5 separate regions of the Homo sapiens genome follow, and regions 2, 3, 4 and 5 are each linked to region 1. A link is a loop called in an ENCODE intact Hi-C map of the cell type or tissue named here. Cell type or tissue: heart right ventricle. All regions are shown on one strand. Region 1 has its middle 96 kb from the start of TMEM17. Region 2 overlaps COMMD1 (copper metabolism domain containing 1). Region 3 has its middle 88 kb from the start of MIR5192. Region 4 overlaps B3GNT2 (UDP-GlcNAc:betaGal beta-1,3-N-acetylglucosaminyltransferase 2). Region 5 has its middle 99 kb from the start of MIR5192.

What was found. Peaks named below come from ENCODE experiments on the same cell type or tissue, not always from the same donor. Only the 100,000 strongest peaks of a DNase experiment are listed, where the experiment ranks them.
Region 2: it touches region 1 in a loop (10-fold over the local background); 101 of 110 quality-filtered maps call a loop at or near these places.
Region 3: it touches region 1 in a loop (2.4-fold over the local background); 20 of 110 quality-filtered maps call a loop at or near these places.
Region 4: a loop joins it to region 1, with 4 times the contacts of the local background. A loop is called at or near these places in 67 of 110 quality-filtered maps.
Region 5: a loop joins it to region 1, with 2.8 times the contacts of the local background. A loop is called at or near these places in 19 of 110 quality-filtered maps.

What each region holds. Positions count from the first base shown.
Region 1 is chr2:62,408,301-62,412,300 of GRCh38, forward strand. No RefSeq gene overlaps it. Among named protein-coding and RNA genes, the nearest start is that of TMEM17, 96 kb to the right of the region's middle. RefSeq lists enhancers at 1,333-1,422, 1,663-1,742, 2,674-3,433, 3,705-3,894. In heart right ventricle, CTCF peaks have their summits at 1,922 and 3,927 (motif pointing left); a DNase peak (open chromatin) is centred at 3,641; H3K4me3 peaks cover 833 bases; H3K27ac peaks cover 3,404 bases.
Region 2 is chr2:61,919,145-61,923,144 of GRCh38, forward strand. All of the region lies in intron 1 of COMMD1 (copper metabolism domain containing 1), which reads left to right. Among named protein-coding and RNA genes, the nearest start is that of COMMD1, 15 kb to the left of the region's middle. In heart right ventricle, no CTCF peak of the experiment used is centred here; no DNase peak of the experiment used is centred here; H3K27ac peaks cover 3,418 bases.
Region 3 is chr2:62,292,021-62,296,020 of GRCh38, forward strand. No RefSeq gene overlaps it. Among named protein-coding and RNA genes, the nearest start is that of MIR5192, 88 kb to the left of the region's middle. In heart right ventricle, no CTCF peak of the experiment used is centred here; DNase peaks (open chromatin) are centred at 1,581 and 1,862; H3K27ac peaks cover 3,173 bases.
Region 4 is chr2:62,200,354-62,204,353 of GRCh38, forward strand. The region is part of intron 1 of B3GNT2 (UDP-GlcNAc:betaGal beta-1,3-N-acetylglucosaminyltransferase 2); the gene reads left to right. Among named protein-coding and RNA genes, the nearest start is that of MIR5192, 3.5 kb to the right of the region's middle. RefSeq lists enhancers at 1,762-2,262, 2,263-2,763. In heart right ventricle, no CTCF peak of the experiment used is centred here; no DNase peak of the experiment used is centred here; H3K27ac peaks cover 2,223 bases.
Region 5 is chr2:62,302,384-62,306,383 of GRCh38, forward strand. No RefSeq gene overlaps it. Among named protein-coding and RNA genes, the nearest start is that of MIR5192, 99 kb to the left of the region's middle. RefSeq lists enhancers at 670-749, 820-889, 2,901-3,428, 3,429-3,954, 3,520-3,589 and 1 more. In heart right ventricle, no CTCF peak of the experiment used is centred here; a DNase peak (open chromatin) is centred at 2,498; H3K27ac peaks cover 1,596 bases.

The DNA of each region.
Region 1 (4,000 bases):
AGGATGTTCACGCAGCCCTCTCAGAGGTCCCAGAGGTGAGGAACTGACGCCTCCTGCCAACAGCCATGTGAGGACCCATCTTGGACGTGAATCCTCCCGCCTCATATCAAGCCCTCACGTGACAGCAGCTCTGCTTAATATCTTGACCGCAACCTCATGAGAGACCCTGAACCAGAACAACTCACCTTAGTCGCGTCCAAATTCCTGACTCTAAGTTACCATTAGAGATGACACACGTTTTGCTGTTGAGGCTGCTGTTTCAGGGCAATTTGTTACATAGCAATAGATAACTCATGCAAAGCACTTGGCAACTCTAAGTGGTTTTTCCCACTGCGTGTTTGGGGAGGCTTCTGGACTGGGGTTTTGCCTCCTCTGCCAGACAGGAAATATTAGGGTTCCCAAAAGATCACAGCAGCTCACTCAACAGCTCCTTCCCTCGCTCCTTCTCTCTTCCCAGCAAATTGAAGGTACTTCCCTTTAAGCAACCAAAATCCAACAACAGATGCTTCAACAATAGATGCAAAAAGAAATCTGAATTGGGGGAGGGTGAGAAAAGAAAAATAAGAAAAAAGGGAAGAAAAAGATCCATCCCTGTGAGGTCTGAGAATAAAAGAAGGAAAAGGAAAAGAAAAAAAAAAAAAAAGAAATCACCAGTGAACCCCTACCTGGCTAAAACAGAGTTTTCTCCTCATCTCCACCCCCAGAGGTCTCCAGTCAGGGAGGTGACTGGCCTTGGGCACTGGTACATTCCCAAACACTATGTAAACAAGCCCCATCAGACCCTTCCAGCCTCCGAAGCTGTCATTGCCTCCCTTTTGCTAAGTTGGTATTTAAACCTTTACCTCTGGCTGTACAGCAAGGTACTTATTACCGAGTGCTCCCACATATGAATAGACCTCGTCTTTTTTCCCGTTCGTATGTCTATTGTGAGTCATTTCACAAACCCCCTCCTCAAACCTAAGTTGGTAGAGGAAAAGACTTTTCTCCCAGCACCCTCAAGTCAAAGAAATTCCCAGGGGCTGTCAAGTGAGAAGTTCTGGAGCCCACTGCACTGAGTATTCTCTCTGGTCAAAATGAACTTTCCTAAGAACAACCACCTCCAATAGGGGAGATGCTGCAGGGACCCCAGATACACCCACCACACCCAGATACAAATGGCCAGAGGCCCTTGGAAACACAGCTCCTGGACCTTAGGTCATAGCTGAGGCACCCTCTGACATACACAACGCTGCATCATCGCCTGGTCTGCAGCAGCTTCTTTTTGGGTTTTGGCTTCTTTAACAAACACTTAGTGCTTGCTATGAGTCAGGCTCTCTTCTAAGTATGTTAGAAATATGAAGTCATTTAATCCTCACAACAACCTGCCTAGGAAGGTATTTTTACAGATAAGGATCCTGGGGCACAGAGAGGTGAAACAATTTGCCCAAGGCCACACAGTGCATGAGTGGCAGGGCCAGCCTGGCTCCATGCTCTGCCCTGAGATGAGAATGGACCCAGGGTCCATTTAGTGAGCATTCTGTGCCACCAGGGCACTGTTTCTTGGCCAGCACTCCTGGGGCTGGACAGGGTTGTGTATGTTGGTTTGGGCTGGGGGGAATCCAGGGGTCCATGTCCAAGCAGGGCATCAGCTCTTGAGGAAGCAAGGCCATGGCCTTACTAGAGAGAACTTCGTCTTCCAGGGCCAATCTCCACAGTCAGCTGAGGGTCTGCCTGAGCCCTGCCCAGGGTAGGAGGGGCTCTTGTGCGCAGGCTCATACCTGCTTCCTCACCCCTGCCAGGTTTGCCCCTATGTTTCCCACCTTCCTGGACCAGTGCCCCTCAACTAAGGGCAGTTTTGTCCCCCAGAAGACATCTGACAATGTCTAAAGGCATTTTTGATAGTCATGACTAGAAGGCTGCTACTGGCATCTAGTGAACAGAGGCCGGAGATGCTGCGAAACAGCCTACAATGCACAGAACAAAGCCTCACCACAAAGAATGGTCTGTCAGTAGTGCGGCGGTGAGAAGCCATGATCTAGGCCCACCTCACGGCATCCTTAAGGCTGAGAACCCCTCCCGTGTGATCTGTGTCTTGTTACAGCAGGGGTCCAGCGTCCTTGGAGGGCCACACCCATCCTCACTTTGGCGTCTCCCAGAGGCTACAACAGAAAGTGAAGGACTCAGTTTGTACTGCAGCCTCAAGTTCTTGGAAATAAAATAAGGATGTTGAGGTCCTGGTAAATGTGGTGGCCATTATTTTGCATCAGGCTCTGTGCTGAGCACTTTATATATTTTATCTTATGTCATTCTCATAAGCCAGTCTGTGATGCTATTATTATCCTTCTTTTATAGATTGGGAAACTGAGGCTTTAAAAAAGTAGCTTGCTCAAGGTCACACAGCTAATAAACCTGGTGACAGTCTGCTTTCTAGCCTAACCAGGCCCTGGTATACATACTTAGGAAAGTAAACATGGTAAATGCCCAGGGAGAGCCCACTCTTGGCCTGGCTTATGTCCTCCCCTGGGATCAGCACCCCTCACTCCACAGCACAGTTGCAGCTGAAGCTCTCAGGGCCAGCTAATTCTCTTCCCCTCTCTGGTTCTTACAGAAGGAAGGGGAAGAGTACAGAGAAGCAAGAGTAGGGTTAATTTTTGTGCAGGGACAGTTAAGACAGAGAGGAAGGGGCAGGGAAGAGATGGACAAGGGAGGGAGGCCTGGGAGCTTTTTATTATTTATTATAGCAGGGGAAAGAATGGGAGGTTTGTTTCTAAGCCATAAATACTCTCCTTTGATCCCTGTGTCTATCAGAGATAAATTAGTCACTCTTAGGCCTCAGAAATTAATGACTGTCCTAATGATCACCCTAAGTGACCTTGCAGCATTCCTAATTCTCACCACTCCCTGCAAAGTAGCTGTGTCAGGGTTTGGCAAGGTTTGGGGATGAGGCAGGACTGAGCGGGATGAAGGTGTAATTTCATTCCTCAGCCCCAGCCTCACTTTGCAGAGATGAAATTGGCCTCTACTCCTAAGGCCAGAGAACAGTCAGAACCAGATCCCAACTTCTGGGCTCTGCCCTCCCTGGCTTTGCTTCAAGCACAGGGATGGGGAGCACTGCGTAAGGAAGCTTCAGGGCCCTGTGGAATTCTGACCTGGGAGAGGGTGGATCCCCTAGGGGTGTGCAGGCCTGCGAGGGGCACCTGAAAGCAAGAGGGCATTTGGATCAGGTTAACATCTGACCTCTCAGCAGGCCCTGCCCATTCAGACTGGGGAAGAGCTTTGAAGTTTCCTTTGTGTGATGTTTTCATGGCCCTGATCCTACTGTACTGGAATTAGCCCGAGGCCCTGCCCCTTCCCTGGAGATTTGTTCCCCAACTGCAAAAGTCTTAGAAAAATACCGCAAGCTCCACCCACCATCCCCACACCACTGAATGCTTTTTCCTTAGGCTAAAATACCAGGGAGGAAAAGGCCTCAGAACCCCCACCAGGAGACATTCTGTGCGTGTTTACAGTTTCTCAAGTGGAAAGCAAGGACCCCTGGAACCAGATCTGAGGGCAGGTGCTTCCCAGATAAGCATGTTATGGGGTGGGGAGGATGGAGTAAGGGAGGGAGAAGCAAGATTGTCCCTGGAGGCTTCCCAAGCCACGGGCCAGGTCCAGAACAGCAAGGCTGTGGGTTCTGGCCAGAGAGAAGAGGAAGCTGGTGAAGCCAGGCCTTCCGGCCGTGCTCAGTGAGCAAACCATTGTGCCTAGTGTGGCCAAATATCCATCTCGGGGATCTCTCTCTGAGCACCAATGGCTTCTCCTATACTATTGCTCAAGTCCACCATAAAAGCAGTGTTTAAAAACGAAGGGAGAGGAAGACAAAAGAGAGGAAAGCGGAGAGAGAAACGGGAGGAGACGGAGAGAAGCAAGGAATCCCAAACTAGACTGCTAGATTCTGCTAGATTCGGCTTTTCAGAGTAAAGACTCTGAGCAATAGTGCCATCTTGTGGCTATGAGTAGGAATTACAATTAGTTTTCT
Region 2 (4,000 bases), 490 kb before region 1:
GGGATTACAGGCATGCGCCACCATGCCCAGCTAATTTTGGATTTTTAGTAGAGACAGGGTTTCTCCATGTTGCTTCAGGCTGGTCTCGAACTCCCAAGCTCAGGTGATGTGCCCGCCTCGGCCTCCCAAAGTGCTGGGATTACAGGCGGGAGCCACCGTGCCTGGGCTCGGCCTCTTTTTTTTGTTTTTGAGGCAGCGTCTTGTTCAGTCTCCCAGACTGGAGTGCAGTGGTGCCATCGCAGCTCACTGCAGCCTCTGCCGCCCGGGCTCAAGCGATCCTCCCACCTCAGCCTCTCAAGTAGCTGAGACTACAGGCATGCACTACTACACCTAACTAATTTTTGTATTTTTTTTTTTTGTAGAGACAGGGTTTTGCCATGTCGATCAGGCTTCATCGCGTTTTTTTTTTTTTTTCATTGAGTAGAGAACCAGTTTTTATCTATTCACAGACAGGTTGATTTGACAAGTTTTATATAGTTTAATTTGGCTCAGCTTTGTCTTTACAAATAGATTGTGAGGTAGGAACTGGTGCCCTGAGTTTTGCTTCTTTTAAATGCCTTTATAACAGAGAATTGTTTTGCTTTAAAGCTGCATAGCACATAACTAAATAAATTTGAATATTTTCCTCCCTAAGTTGTATACCTCTACTATTGTCTCGTCTTTTACAGCTTCTCCAATAGTTCTTTAAAGGTCTAGTACAGACTGGGTGCAATGACGCATGCCTATAATCCCAGCACTTTGGGAGGCTGAGGTGGGAGGATTGCTTGAGGCCAGGAGTTCGAGACCAGCCTGGGCAACATAGGGAGCCCCTGTCTCTACAAAAAAATAAAAAAAATCAGCCAGGCATACTAGCCCATGTCTGTGGTCCCAGCTACTCAGGAGGCAGGAGGCCAAGGATCACTTGAGCCCCAGAGGTTGAGGATGTGCAGGAGGATCACTTGAAAAAGATCTAGTACAGCTAGTGCAGTATTTTTCTGTCTTTTCTCTTTTTCTTTATTATTATGTCATTTAAATTTCCACAGGCTCAGGAATATTCTCCTGTTTAGACCTATGAATTTCAGCTGGTAGTAGGGCTATGGTTATAAGAGATGACCTCTAAGCAATTCTGATTCTTGAGCAGTAATTTTTTTTTACACAAAAATGTTAATTTTTACAATGAAGTTGGATACTATGCTAATCAAGTACTCTTTCCCAGGAGAAGGTTCAATGGACCATCAACAGTACTGCAGAGAGAGTTCTAAAAATAAAGAGGGAAAGAAAGAACATACTTTTTTTTTTTTTTAAACTTTGTAATTGCTTCTGGAGACTCTCCCACACTTACATTTCTGAGTTGGCCAAAAGTGTTCCTCTAAAAAAGGCTAAATTCTTTCCCCATGAAGTTAAAGGCTGAGGTGTTGCTTGGAGTGTTTAATAGGAAGAAATATATGTGGTGCTTCATTATGGGTAATTTTTACCCCTTGTTGATGAAGAAAGGAGTCCTATTCAAAAATGACAACTGAGATGGTAAGTTAGTTACTGGGTAAAAGTAACCTGGCAGAATAAAAGCCAGTAACAATGAGCTTCTAGTACTAAAGGGTGTAATTTAGAAGCATCTTGAACATTTAGTGCTCTGCTTGTGTCATAAATAGCCACTTGACAGTGGATCCAAATCTGTTTTGATTTTCCAGTGAGTGCAGAAGGAATCCTAACCCTTAAAGATTTTTACTAGAGAAAATCCTGGAGGTATATATGTTTATATATATATATAAATGTGTGTGTGTGTATATATATGTATGTGTATATGTATACATATACGTGTGTTTGTGTATATATATATGTGTGTATATATATATATATATTTTTTTTTTTTTTGAGACAGAGCCTTACTCTGTCACTGAGGCTGGAGTACAGAGGTGGGATCTCGGCTCACTGCAACCTTCACCTCCCGGGTTCAAATGATTCTCCTGCCTCAGCTTCCTGAGTAGCTGGTTCTACAGGTGCGTGCCTGGCCAAGTTTTGTATTTTTAGTAGAGACAAGGTTTTACCATATTGGCCAGGCTAATCTCGAACTCCTGACCTCAAGAGATCCACCCACCTTGGCTTCCCAAAATGCTGGGATTGCAGGTGTGAGCTAACATGCCTGGCCTAAAAAATATATTTTTTATCTTCAATCATAATACAATAGAAGTAAACATTTGTAACCATTTAAAATGTGTTAAATTCTTGGCTTTAGTCATTTACAGAAATATTGAATATTGAATCTGAATATATACTGTTGGTCATTGTTTCTGAGAACTAGACCAACCCAGTATTATTTTGTTTTTGTTTTTGTTTTTTTGAGACAGAGTCTTGCTCTGTTTCCCAGGCTGGAGTGCAGTGGCACGATTTCTGCTCACTGCAAGCTCAGCCTCCCTGGTTCATCCCATTCTCCTGCCTCAGCCTCCCGAGTAGCTGGGACTATAGGGGCCTGCCACCACACCCAGCTAATTTTTTGTATTTTTAGTAGAGACGGGGTTTCACCGTGTTAGCCAGGATGGTCTCGACCTCCTAATCTTGTGATCCACCCGCCTTGGCCTCCCAAAGTGCTGGGATTACAGGCGTGAGCCACCGTGCCCAGCCCAACCCAGTATTATTTTGGGGGAATGGTGATTGATAGTTTGCTTTCACCTTTCTTTAACTGCCTGTTTGCATGATTCAACAAAAAACAACCTTGATCTCTAAGAAACAGCCATTGTGTTTCTTAGAGGTGCAAACTGGAAGATTGGTTTTTTAAACTATTATTTAACTTTACAGTTATTCTTGTTCTTTATTTAAATTTTTTTTCCAGGACCACTAGTAAGAAGACTGTTTTCCTGTCGATGTATTCTGTAGAATATTTTGGATTTGAATATATTTGTTACCATTTTATTATAGTAACAGACTATACAAGAAAAATTGTAGAAAATGATCAGTTTTATAGCCCTTTTAATACAGAAAATGAGTAGGTCTTCGTTTTATAATGTTTTGTGTTATGATATTAGAAAACTTGGTGATTTTTGGCATTTAACTGTGATGTGGAATTATGTTTTGGAGAAATCTGGGCCAATGCAGGGAAGATTCTAAAGATTTACGCTAAAAGCGGACTTTTACCTTGTTAATCTGGTTTTGAAGATTGTGCTTCCATCCTATTTTTATAGGATTGTGGCAGTTTTTTTGTTTGTTTGTTTGTTTTGAGATGGAGTTTCACTTTTGTTGCCCAGGCTGGAATGCAATGGCACGATATTGGCTCACTGCAACCTCTGCCTTCTGGGTTCAAGCAATTCTCCTGCCTCAGCCTCCCAAGTAGCTGGGATTATAGGCGTGAGCTACTATGCCTGGCTAATTTTGTATTTTTAGTAGAGATGGGTTTCACCATGTTGGCCAGGCTGGTCTCAAACTCCTGACCTCAGGTGATCCACCCGCCTCGGCCTCTTAAAGTGCTGGGATTACAGGTGTGAGCCACCATGCCCGGCCTAGGATTGTGGTAGTTTTATTATAAAAATTTGCGAGGTTTATTTCTTTCCCCTTATGTAACTTTATGCAACTTGAAATTGATTAAAACAGACAAATGTGAAGTAATTTCACAGATGCTATTAGTTGTAATTACTTTAAAAGACCCCATACAGGCTTCTGGCCAAAGATTGTATATCCAGTATTTAGGAGAAAGATAAGAAAGGGGGACACACATCTGTTTGGAGGAAGACAGTTAAGTTGATTATCCATAGAACCACCATTGACTTTGCTTTACATGGTTTCTGGGTTAGCATGTAAATTTGTTCTGGAGTGACTAAAATTGTAGATCTTTTTGTTGAATAACAGTGTAATTTAATATAATCCTGATGTAATATTCTGTAATTAGACTTGGGTAATGTGGAAGGCAGCAAATTGCTTTTCAAGATATCTAGCCTCAAGAGATTTTGCTGAAGCAGATACTAAGCTGTTCTTTCAGGCATTTGGAGTATGAAGATTTTGAAGCTTACTTGATTAGTGGACTCAAAAACAG
Region 3 (4,000 bases), 120 kb before region 1:
CTGACACTATCTCCAGGTAAATCGTGATTGAACAGCTGGCATCTGCTGTGGAATTGCTTGCTTGCCTGCTTATTGGTAGAGAGAAATCCCCACACATCTGATCACCCAGGTTTTCTGGGCTGATGGTTGTGGTGTGAGAGCAGAGGAAAAACAGTGTGTTTTTCATTCATCCCTAGTGAAAAGAAGACTAGCTCTGGAGCACTCTCAGATCAAAGCGATCTCGTTATGTATCAGTGGCATGCCCTGGCTTTCGAAAAGTTGAGGTTATGTAAGAGGTATTTTCCCTGCCTCTTATCCAGGAGGTTCTGTCTGAGTGCCAAAGTCAGCAAAGCAGTCCTCTAGGCTCTTCCCACTGAAGAGGTAGAGAAACTTTCTGTCACTTTGAAACTGAAAGTTGCCTAATCTGGGGTCCTTTAAGGACTGCTGTCTCCTCTATATTCCCAGATTTCTCCTGGCTGTTGTCCAGGGCTCTCCTCATTTCTCTGAAGGCCCTGAGCTGCCTGCCACCTGCCAGAGTCCCTGCTACCTGGCGATTACATTTGTCAAGGCAGAAGGCTTCTTGCCTCCTCCGTGTGAGCCCCACCACAGCAGCAGCCCCGTAAGAAGCTAGCTGGTCTGCATCCTAGCAGGACATCAGTGGTTTTGAAAAATATAGGCATTCATAGAAAAGATAGCAGGAAAGAAAACCAGACAGGGCTGTCTGGATCCACAGACCACCCAGATCATCCTCAGACCCACCAGATTCATTCTTGCCCCAGGGTTCCAGACCCATGGCAGGTGGCACAGCCTGGGACCTGGCCTCTCCCTCTAGGTTTCATGGGCACTATTCCCACCGCCATGACTTCGGGTGAGTCCCTCGGCCTTTCTTTTTCTTTCTTTTTTTTTTTTTTTGAGATAGAGTATTGCTCTGTCGCCCAGGCTGGAGTGTAGCGGCATGATCTCGGCTCACCACAATCTCCCCCTCCCGGGTTCAGCTCCCCGTGAGAAGTTCCAGCTCCCCGTGAGAAGTTCCACCATCAGGGACCCTCTCTTGTTTTGTTCAGACTCTGCTTTTCCGCAGCTGGTGTACTGGGGGAAGCCCACAACCCAGGGACGGCAGGTTGCTGAACTGACCCTCTGCCCTAGCCAGTGTCTGAGGTGGAGGCTCTTTCAATGGTCACTTTTTCTGGCTCAAGCCCGTGACGGGAATGCCAGGAACCCACCCAGGGGGAATGAGGTCTCCCAGGATGCTTCTCTGCCCTGCCCAGACACTCAGGCCACAGAGCTGTCACCCCGGTTCCTACCCATACCATCACGTCAGTGGTCTGGGGCTTTCTTGACAATTGTGAACAGAGTTAGGGGTCTGGAGAAAGGGGAGCAGTTGTATTCCTGCCCTCTGCCGTGCTGGTCCCCCACATACCAGTGAGTCCGGGTCTGGGAGTAGAGGCACCTGGGGCACAGGATTGGGAGTGAAGCATGAGAAGGGCATGGAGGAGGGAGGGCAATGAGAGCTTCCCTTCCTTGAAGTGTGCCCGGTGAGGTGTGAATCCAGCAACCCAGGGCAGGGATTGGACGGCTGCCAGAGAACAGTAACCAGAGGAGCTGCACGATACCTGCCCTCCCTGTGGGCGTGGGAAGCAGGCTGGGGCAGGCTGAAGGTCAGGCAGGATGCCCCCACTGGTGGGTGGCTGAGGAGGGTCTTCTGGTTGGCAGCACTGTCGGCCTAGCACTGTGGGGAGGCAGCCAGGGAAACAGAAACCACAGTTCACAGCCCTGACGCAGGCCCTGGGCCCACTGGCTGGAGAGGCCTGAATTATTAACCTCGGGAGAGGCCAGCTGGCACGAAGGCCAAGGGGACTGAATTGACTCCTCCCAGCTCCGTTCAGTCACCTAGGAGGTGAAGAATTCAGCAAGCCCTGGTTCTGGTTGCCCCAGTGTGACCAGCACTGTAAACAGGGCGCCTGGCTGGTCTGGCACAGGCTGCAGCCAGGGCCGTTCGCGCCCCGCCTCCTACCAGCTCCTCCTGGATTTCTCAGGGCTGTGGCCTTTTGTTTACAGGCTCCCGCCTCACCTTCCTCTCCCAGCCCGGAGCCTCTCTGCTGAGCACATGTTTAGCATTCCCTCAGGGCGGCTTTGCTTTTCCCCTTCCCACAAAAGAAGACCCTGCAGCTGCAGACATGCTGTGGTTTCCGGAGCCTTGGCTGTCATGGGGCCAGTCACCAGGGTCCACCTGCACTCAGATGCTGTCCTGGGGGAACTGGCTGGCAAGACCCCTTCCACCCAGCTGGAGGGGTCCGGAGGAGGCCGAATCCACTCCCACATCTGCTCTGGGCTCGCTTTGGAGTTCCCCTCTGAGCAGATAGGGCTAACGTGTCCCATTTCCAATGTCTGAAAAAGAAAGGTCGAGGGGCTGGGCACAGTGGCTGATGCCTGTAATCCCAGCACTTTGGGAGACTGAGGCAGGTGAATCACCTGAGGTCAGGAGTTCAAGACCTGCCTGGCCAACATGGCAAAACCCCATCTCTACTAAAAATACAAACATCAGCCCGGTGTGGTGGTGTGCGCCTGTAATCCCAGCTACTCAGGAGGCTGAGGCAGGAGACTCTCTTGAACCCGGGAGGGGGAGGTTGTGGTGAGCCAAGATCATGCCACTACACTCCAGCTTGGGCGACAGAGCAATACTCTATCTCCAAAAAAAAAAAAAAGAAAAAAAAAAAGAAAAGAAAAAGAAAGGCTGAGGGACTCACCCGAAGTCATGGCAGTTGGAACAGTGCTCATGAAACCTAGAGGGAGAGGCCAGGTCCCAGGCTGTGCCACCTGCCATGGGTCTGGAACCCTGGGGCAAGAATGATTCTGGTGGGTCTGAGGATGATCTGGGTGGTCTGTGGATCCAGACAGCCCTGTCTGGTTTTCTTTCCTGCTATCTTTTCTATGAATGCCTATATTTTTCAAAACCACTGATGTCCTGCTGGGATGCAGACCAGCTAGCTTCCTTAGGACCACAGGACATCCCTGGGCCTCTCCCTTCTTTGATAGCTCAGTTCACTATTTCCTCCCTGGGCACAGCTGTGGGCCTCACATTCCTGTTTCCTTTCCCCTGGGAAATAGGAACAGGAAAATTGTTAGGGAAAATTGTCCAAGACTTGAAAATGGAGCAGAGATTCCTGCAGGTCCTTTGAGTCATGTCAGCCTTGGGCATTGTCTGGCAGGCCTGTTCAAGGAATTACCTGACTTTCTAGGGGTGTAGACCTTTGTCTAACTTGCTATTTACTACTCATTAGGTTATTTTACAACTTTATGACAAAGGCATAGGAAACTGATAGGGTGCAGACTTGTTTTATAGTGACACAAATAAAAGCATTTTAGTGAAAAGGCCAGGGAGGACACTCATTCTATTTTATGGGATGAAATATTGCCCCATAAAAAATTGTAAAAAAAAAAGAAAAGGGGAAAAAAGGCTAAGTCCGGGCACAGTGGCTCACGCCTGTAATCCCAGCACTTTGGGAGGCCGAGGTGGGCAGATCACCTGAGGTCAGGAGTTTGAGACCAGCCTGGCCAACATGGTGAAACCCCCACATCTCTACTAACAATACAAAAATTAGCCGGGCATGGTGGTGGGCATCTGTAATCCCAGCTACTCAGGAGGCTGAGGTGGGAGAATCGCTTGAACCTGGGAGGCAGTGGTTGCAGTGAGGGGAGATCACGCCATTGCACTCCAGCCTGGGCAACAGAGCAAGACTCCATCTTAAAAAAAAAAAAAGAAGAGAAAGAAAGTCTAAGGTTTTATATAAAGTGATTTAGCAATATTACTTTAATATTCTTTCCTTCAGTAATTGTAACTATTTTGATGTCTCCTACATTTTTTTTTAAACCAGCTCTTCCATCCTGCTGGTTCTCTCACTGATTAAATACTTTTTAGATACATGTTCATTCTATATTTGTGTGAAAGCCATGTTTTAAAATTTAATTTTGAAAAATTAACATCTGGCAAAGTTGAGGGTTTTCTTCATTTACAGTTCTA
Region 4 (4,000 bases), 210 kb before region 1:
ACTTTCTACTTTTCATTCTGTGGCATTTTAAAACAGAGGGTTCAGGTGTCTTCATTCTGATATGAGTAGGATGTACGTAGCTTACCAGAATGTTTGAAAAAAATGATAATCCAAGGTAATCAATTCTGGCATGTGGCTAGATTCTGTCCGAGTGCCATGTGGTGGTTTAGTGGTTAAGAGCATAAACTTGGAGTCCATAAGATGAGGATTTTTTTAACTTCATGTATAACATGCAGTAAAGTGTGAGAAGTGTTAATATTAAGCATGAGCTCATGTATGTAAGCTCTCAGATTAAGAAATAAACATTTTCAGTACTGCAGAAGGTTCCTGCGCCCATGTCTTGTCCGTGTTCCCACCCCCTCACCCTGAAGGAACTGTTATTCTTTCTTACATCATCATAGATGTGACTTCTGTCATCATAGATGGGTTTTACCTGTTGAACTTCATGTAAGTGGAATCAGTCATACAGTGTGGCATGTAGTCTTTTGTGAAATAGGCTTGAATTCTATTTTTACCACTTATTGTGTGACTACGGACAAGTTATTTAATCTGAGTCTCAGTTACGTATGGGAATGCCTAAAGTTAAAATTACACGAACTATTTCAGGATAAATTTTCTCACTTGTAAAATGGGGAAGATAAAGCCCTATGTTAGATTTACTGGGGAAAGTAATATAAAGCTACACCTAGAATACCTAGCACTGTGCCTGACTGCAGTTTCCTCTTCCCCTTTTTATTTCTTTAACAGGGTGATAACTAAAGCAACTAGATCTTTTGTGTTTAAATGAGCTATTTCATTAAAAGTTCTGTAGGTCTTTTATTGAAAATTAGAAGACAAATCTTTATTTAATACTTTGTTGATATAGCTTTAGCTTTAAGATGTATTATTTGTTAGTTGCCTGTTTTTGACATTTCCTCTCTAAAGACAGTCATTGAAATGTCCCATTCAGAGTTGTTTGGCCACCTGTGTAACATGAGCTAGGATGCAGTGATGAGAACTGGTTTATGGTCAATTATGGAGCTTGTGGAAGAGTTTAGTTTGGGTAAGAGTCATCAATAAGTGCCCAAGATGCTCACAACATCTGCTTTATGTTTAGTGAAATAATTATTTCAGAGGTGAAAGCACAGGACCAATTATTTTAATTGCTTGCTTCAGACAAGCCACTTAAAACATTTTCAGCTCTTGTAATCTTACCGTGTAAGCGGTATTACATAATTCCATGGCCTCATGTCTCCTTATTTGTTTGGTACTTTTCATTTTTGGACTCATTCTGCAAATGTAACTTGGGTAGTACTTGGCATTCTTTCTAAATGACTTTCATTAAATGTTTATTTAGAAAAAGTATTCAAGATAAAGTAAAGGAAAATAAAACTAATTCCACCCTCTCTCACCACTATAACTACATTAACTTGATGTGGGTCCTTCTAAGTGCTCATTTCTTCTTTTGTACACTTCTAGAATGACCTTAGGAAAAACATACTTCCAATACTTTATGGAAATTTAAAACAAAATATGGGCCTGCTTAGAGATGTCTAGCAGAGAAGGCAAGAGTCTTCGTAGGCCTAAGTTCAAATCTGTCCACACTGTGGTCCCTACTTGTACCTTTGTTAGTGCTGAGCAGACAGTCCCCAGAGACTCCATCAGAGGGTCCCCTGGTCTCCAGATTACAGTAGCCAACACGGAAAACCTGCCCTGGAATACTTCTCCATTAAGACCTCAAGATGTTTGGTGAAGTGAGCAGTTTGTTCTCCGACCAAACACGCATTGATTGAGCACTTGGTGTGTGCCTAGCACTGTGCTTGGCTGTGCGTGATTGCTGCCTTCAGTGGGCAGTGTGGTGGAGACAGCCAGGAACTGGTAAGATTGCCTTGGTAGAGGTGTAAGCCAATTATGTGTTGGAGGCAGCCAAGAAAGGCTTCTTAAGGAAGTGGCCTTTGGGCTTGGTCTTGAAGGATGTGAATAACATTTCAGAGGCAGAGAAAGGAAGGTAGAAGTGCTCAAGGGATTGTAGGCTGAGAAAACAGGACACAACAGAAAGGCTCATAGAGGTCTTTTGGGGAAACAGCAGGTGATCCATTGGGTTTGGAGTGCATGGTGCTTAGAAAGGTGTAATAGGCCATGATGCAATCTCGGGGATCATGCAGAGATGTGGCAGTTAATAGTTATGGAGGTAGTGAGGAACCAGTGAAAGTTCTTGTGGTCAGGGGAGAGAGAGAGAGGGTGTGGGTGCTGACAAGTTATGGCCAGGCTTGCATTGAGGAAGATGGGCCTGAGCGTGAATGAGGCGAGCCTGACCCCGGGCAGGTCATTGCAGTCCCTGCGTTCTCTGCTTCCCATTTGCCCCCTACCAGTTTCTCTCAGAAAGAAGCTGGAGGGATCCTTTAAAAACTGAAATGACTTGAGGTTACTTTTCTACTCAGAATCCTCCAGTCAGAATCCCTGTCTTCTTCAGAGGAAAGCCAGAGTTCAAATGTCACCTACCAGGACTGGTGATCTGCCCTCCTCCTCCTACCTCCCTTCTCCCCCTCATTTCACTCCAGGCACAAGGCCCCCAGCTTTCCTGCCTCTGGCCTTTGTGGTGACTGCTCCCCCTGCCTGGAACTATCCTCACCTCTTCTCTGAGAGGAGGTTTTCTCTGATCACCCGGCATAAAGCAGCCTTTCCTTATCCCCTGTGCAGTGCTTCATATTTCATCTAAGTGTTTATCAACCTTACAGCAATCAACTCTGACTTGGTTCTTTGCTGCCTGTTTTCAACACTGCTTGGTTTAAGTAGGCGTTTGACATTTGTTGAGTTAGGCCACTTCATTAAAGTTAGTCTTAGTAGAGGGGAAACTGAGGGCTCAAACCAGGGCAGGGATAGTACAAGATTGAAATATGTATGTGTGTTGTTTGGAAGAGGTGGGTGAGAGAAAGACTCCTGGTGGGTGTAAAGGAATTTGGAAACCAACTAAGGGAGGTTAGGAGAAGGGCCATGACACAGGTATATTGGGGCATTTTTTAGCATACGGGATATGGGAGTCTGTAGTGATGTCTAGGGGACAAGAATAGGGGGTAAGGGAAGACCCAGCAATAGACTTGGGCCCAGAACTGTGGAGCAAGTCCATTTTGTGGGATGGGGCCAAGGAGCAAAGGCTGCCAACATGCAAGAGAACCCTGGGGGTTCCTGAGCTTGGGGTGGGGTAGACATGGTGGCCAGCAGTATTGGGTGCCCTAGAAAGTCAGGAGGGTGCAAGGACTGCGAAGATTCTAGAAGGTGAGGGGGATTGGGAGGGTCAAGGCAGGACAAATGGGCATGACAAGGAGCATGTGCCTGGTGCCTTTGGAGAGGGAGAGGCTGAAGATGGGGGAAACAGTGGAGATTGCTATTGGTGCAAGACCCCAGAAGCAGCAAGAGCTGTCACAGGGAGTGGAGATCCTGGGAGTTGGGGGTCAGGGACTGGCTGATGTAGAGAACTTGAAGTAGGTTTTGGTCCCAGAGCTGACATCAAATGTCTTTGTAGCTATGGCAACCCACTTAGCTCCTGTTTCCCACCTCCCTGCAGAATCGCATGAAACCTGCACAGCCAATTTCACATGTTTATTATTGGAATCCATTGAACTCATGAATATGAAAGTGTTAATGCTCTGGGAAGATATTTCTATGGACCATAAACTTGCTGCAGTTTATTTGTGCTTCAGAATTTTTTTTGAGACAGAATTTCCCTCTTGTTGCCCAGGCCGGAGCGCAATGGCATGACCTTGGCTCACTGCAACCTCTTTCTCCTGGGTTCAAGCAATTCTCCTGCCTCAGTCTCCTGAGTAGCTGGGATTACAGGCATGCACCACCATGCCTGGCTAATTTTGTATTTCTAGTAGAGACAGGGTTTCTCCGTGCTGGTCAGGCTGGTCTCGAACTCCCAACCTTAGGTGATCCACCTGCCTTGGCCTCCCAAAGTGCCTGGTAGAAATTTTTCTAATTGTTTATTTTCTTTGAGAAGCACTTAACATCCAACTGGTTC
Region 5 (4,000 bases), 110 kb before region 1:
CTCCAGAGTAGCTGGGACTACAGGCGTGCGCCACTACACCCTGGTCATTTTTTCTATTTTTCATAGAGACAGGGTCTCACTATGTTGCCCAGCCTGGTCTCGAACTACTGGGCTCAAGTGATCCTCCTGCCTTACCCTCCCAAAGTGCTGGGATTACAGGCATGAGCTGCCGCACTCAGCCTGTTTCTTGCTTATTTTCCTTCTCTTCTTTCTCCTACTCTGCCTTCTCCTTCTTGGTGTTCTTCTTTTTTAAAATCTAGTATGTTGGCTTAGCCTTCATGCTGTCTCTTTTAATTTTGCACAGGTAAGTCTGATCAGACTATCTAACGCTCTGAGAGTGTGAGGACGAATTCTTTTTGACACCTTTTCTAGCTACCTGTCATTTCCTCAATACTAGAGTTTGGGGACTGGGTGGTACTTCCTTCCTGCTTCCTGAGCTCTGAGGGTCACATGGACAGGTGAAGGACAGAGCTGGGCCTGGCTCCCTCCTGACGTGGGCTAGCATCCCACACCTGGGTCTGCTCCACTTGGCAGGCACATGTCCCCTCCTGGGACTTCAGCTCATTCCCTTGGACAGCACAGAGTTCTGAACAGCAGCAAGTCCAGCCAGCCACTCCTCCAGCCGCTGCTGGCTTCTGTGATGGTGCCCAGGGGCTCCTCCTCTCTGGAGCTTCTCCTGGACTCCCCAGGCTGCCTTTAGCATCTTGGCCCTCTTTGTGCCGAACTGAGAGGTGCTGGTGACCCTTCTTGGGATCCTGTTCTCTTACCTTCCCTCATTTGGCTTCAGCTATGTGTGTGGGAGAGAGACAGCTAACATTCCATTCTGAGACCCTCTATTTCTTCCCTCTTGACACCTTTTCAGTCTTATGTCATAAGGTTGTACTATTTTCCATGTGTGGTTGCCTCTGGTTAGCTTTTGACTTTTTTGTTTTTGTTTTGTTTTGAGATGGAGTTTCACTCTTGTCACCCGGGCTGGAATGCAATGGCACAATCTTGGCTCACTGCAACCTCTGCCTCCCAGGTTCAAGCAATTCTCCTGCCTCAGCCTCCCAAGTAGCTGGGACTACAGGCACCCGTCACCACGCCCGGCTAATTTTTGTATTTTTAGTAGAGCCTATTGTCCAGGCTGGCCTCAAACTCCTGACCTCAGGTGATCTGCCCGCCTCAGCCTCCCAAAGTGCTGGGATTACAGAGATGAGCGACTGCACCCTGCCAGCTTTTGACTTTTTTCAAAAAAATTATTCTTTGATCACCTTATGATGTGCCAGGGAGAAGGAGGGGTGCTTCTGGCCTCGCTTGTGCCACCCTTACCCAAAATCCAGGCACATGTGCTGTCGAGGCTCCACGCAAGACCCCAGGAACTCCTGGGTCTTTGCTACCGCCAGAGGGTTGCACCTGCTTCTCAGACAGAAGACCCCCGTCTCATGGTTTCTCTTTCTCAGGCCTCCAAACCCCTGGTTATTTCATCTTTGAAATGAGTGTTTCATATGCAATTAACCTATGTTGAAACTTTACCAACTCTAAAGTGAAATTATACTTCCTTCCTACATCTAACTCTACCTAACCATAGAGTTCCCCTCCCGAGTATTTCTGAAAGTTTCCCAGGGACAGCTTTGCACAGCTCCAGAAAGTATCTCTCACTCTCACTCTACCCTTTTCTTCTTGCTGCCATGATTCTGCCTCTGTAGCTTATGGGACTGGCGACTTAGTGACTCTGCCAGGCCTTGGGAAGGAGACATTGCCCTCCCCAACCCCCCACAGCTCATCTGACCACAGGTTCCACTGAGTTGGGGCATAAAGAAAGCAGCCTTAGAAATTTCCATCTGCCTCCAGAGGAGAAGTGTCTTGTACCCAAAGGCCTCCATTTGGCAGGGGCCACTTTAGCTCCCACCAACAGCAATATACAGGCCCCCTTTCTCCACAGAGAGAGGAAGAAATCCCTCCCTTTCCAGCCCACAACACTCTTCCTTGCCTGCCTTGGGATGACAGACCATGAGGACACCCCTTTCTGTTAGGGGCAATCTCCCTCCTCCCTCCACACCTGAAGGTGTGGTCTGACCCTTTCCCCTCTGAGAAAATAAACCACCATCTTAGTGTCCAGTCTGAGTGTTTTGTTGTCAGAGCCTCAGGCCCGTCTAGGCAGCATTGTTCCCTCCCAGCGCATCGTTACAGCCTTTCCTCCAGCCTGAGGTGAGGAGAGGGTCAGGTCTTCCAACCTCTGGTAACCCCATCTCCCAGGAACAAATGTTGGACAACAAAGCACTCATGTCACCCAGGAGCCAAAGGGCAACCTCAACCAAGATTTTAAAAAATGGACACCTTAGAACATGTGTCTAATTTGTTTGGGGGCGGTTCTACCCATAAACACAATTAATGTTTCCTAACAGGACCCATAATGACTTTGCTCAGAATCACCCCACGTGGGCTTCCTCCAGAACAGCGGAGGCTTCTTGCCTCACAACAGGCGGCCTGCGAATGCTGCCCAACATGGTTAAAATGTGAGCACGCTGGCGGCTGACTCACAGGAAATGGTTCCCAAGGCTATGCCTGAGATAAGGCTGGCTTCTGGAGGCCTCTTTGCAGAGGAACCAATCCCACCCCAACTCCCTGATTGGATAATAAGACTCAGAAGCTCCAGTTCTCCCCTTCCTATGTGGCTTTGCAGGTTCTGTGTCTGACTGGACTGCCACTTTTCTCACGTACCTGTGGTCTGTGCTACAGAACATCCTAGCCACACAAGAAAGGTGGGAGCAGTGGGTGGCTTGAGGCCAACTGAGGTTTCAATCCAGTTCCTCTCCCCTGCCACCTGCCTTACCTGGTGCTACCTCTGCAAACACCACCTGCTGGGACAGTGTGGGTGGGAGGGGCTGGTGAGGAGGATTATTTCCTGTTACTGCCTTGGGGAAGCTGCTGAGGGCATTGCTCACGCCTTTGATCTGGGCATAGAAGGAAGCCACCTGCCCTAGCCAAGGTTTTAGTGCAATGACCAGATGAGAGGCTTCAGGTTACCTCGGGGCCCTGAGTCTGGAATCCAGAGTCACAGAGAATGAGGGAAAGTTGTGGAATCATTGGTGGAGACAGGATTGGAAACCTCTTGCAGCCAGAAAAATCACCATCACAGAGGGAGACTAGAAACCATCTCTGGGCCTGAACCTATCTTTGCTCCCGCCTTTCTTGTGCGGTCAGGTGGTTCTGGGACAGTAACCTCAGGCAGGTGAGAAAAGTGGCAGTGCAGTCAGACAATTCACAGAGGCCAGACGGGACAGGGAGAACTGGAGCTTCTGAGTCTTATTATCCAACCAGCCAGGCAGTGGGGGTGGGCTTCGCTCTTCTCTGCAGAGAGGCCTCCAGAAGCAACCTTATCTCAGGCACAGCTTATGAAGCTCTTTCCTGTGAGCCAGCCACCAGTGTGCTCAAATCTTAACAAACAGCATGACCTTTACTTAATAAAGGCCTGGGGGAAAGCCAGGGCAAGCGTTCCCACTTTAAAGTGCTTCATAAACGACGTGGCACCTGCAGTCACAAGGATGACATGATTAGCCTGCTGTCACCTGAGTCATTTTTTCCAGATGTGGTGAGGGGCAAGGCAGCCAGCTGGTGTCATGGAAAAAGCTCTGGATTCGAGTCTCGGTCAGATGTTGGCTACCCACTCAAACTGCTGCCGTGGCAGCCCTGCCTCCTTGCACGGCCGTTTCACATCTCTGATGTGGGAGATGAAGAGGGGTATGATCCATGCCTGGTATTTTGCAAACAGAATGCATGCATTCATAGATATGAGAGCACTGAAAAAACCCAAGCTCTTGATTCGGCAGCCAGACTGTGTAGGGGGATGTTCACTAGACTTGGTGTTTAAAGACTCAGGTAGGATCCAAGCTAATTCTATTTTTTTTTTTTTTTTTTTTTTTTTGAGACAGAGTCTCCCTCTGTCACCCAGGCTGGAGTGCAGTGGTGCGATTTCGGCTCACCGCAACCTCCACCTCCCGGGTTCAAGCAATTCTCC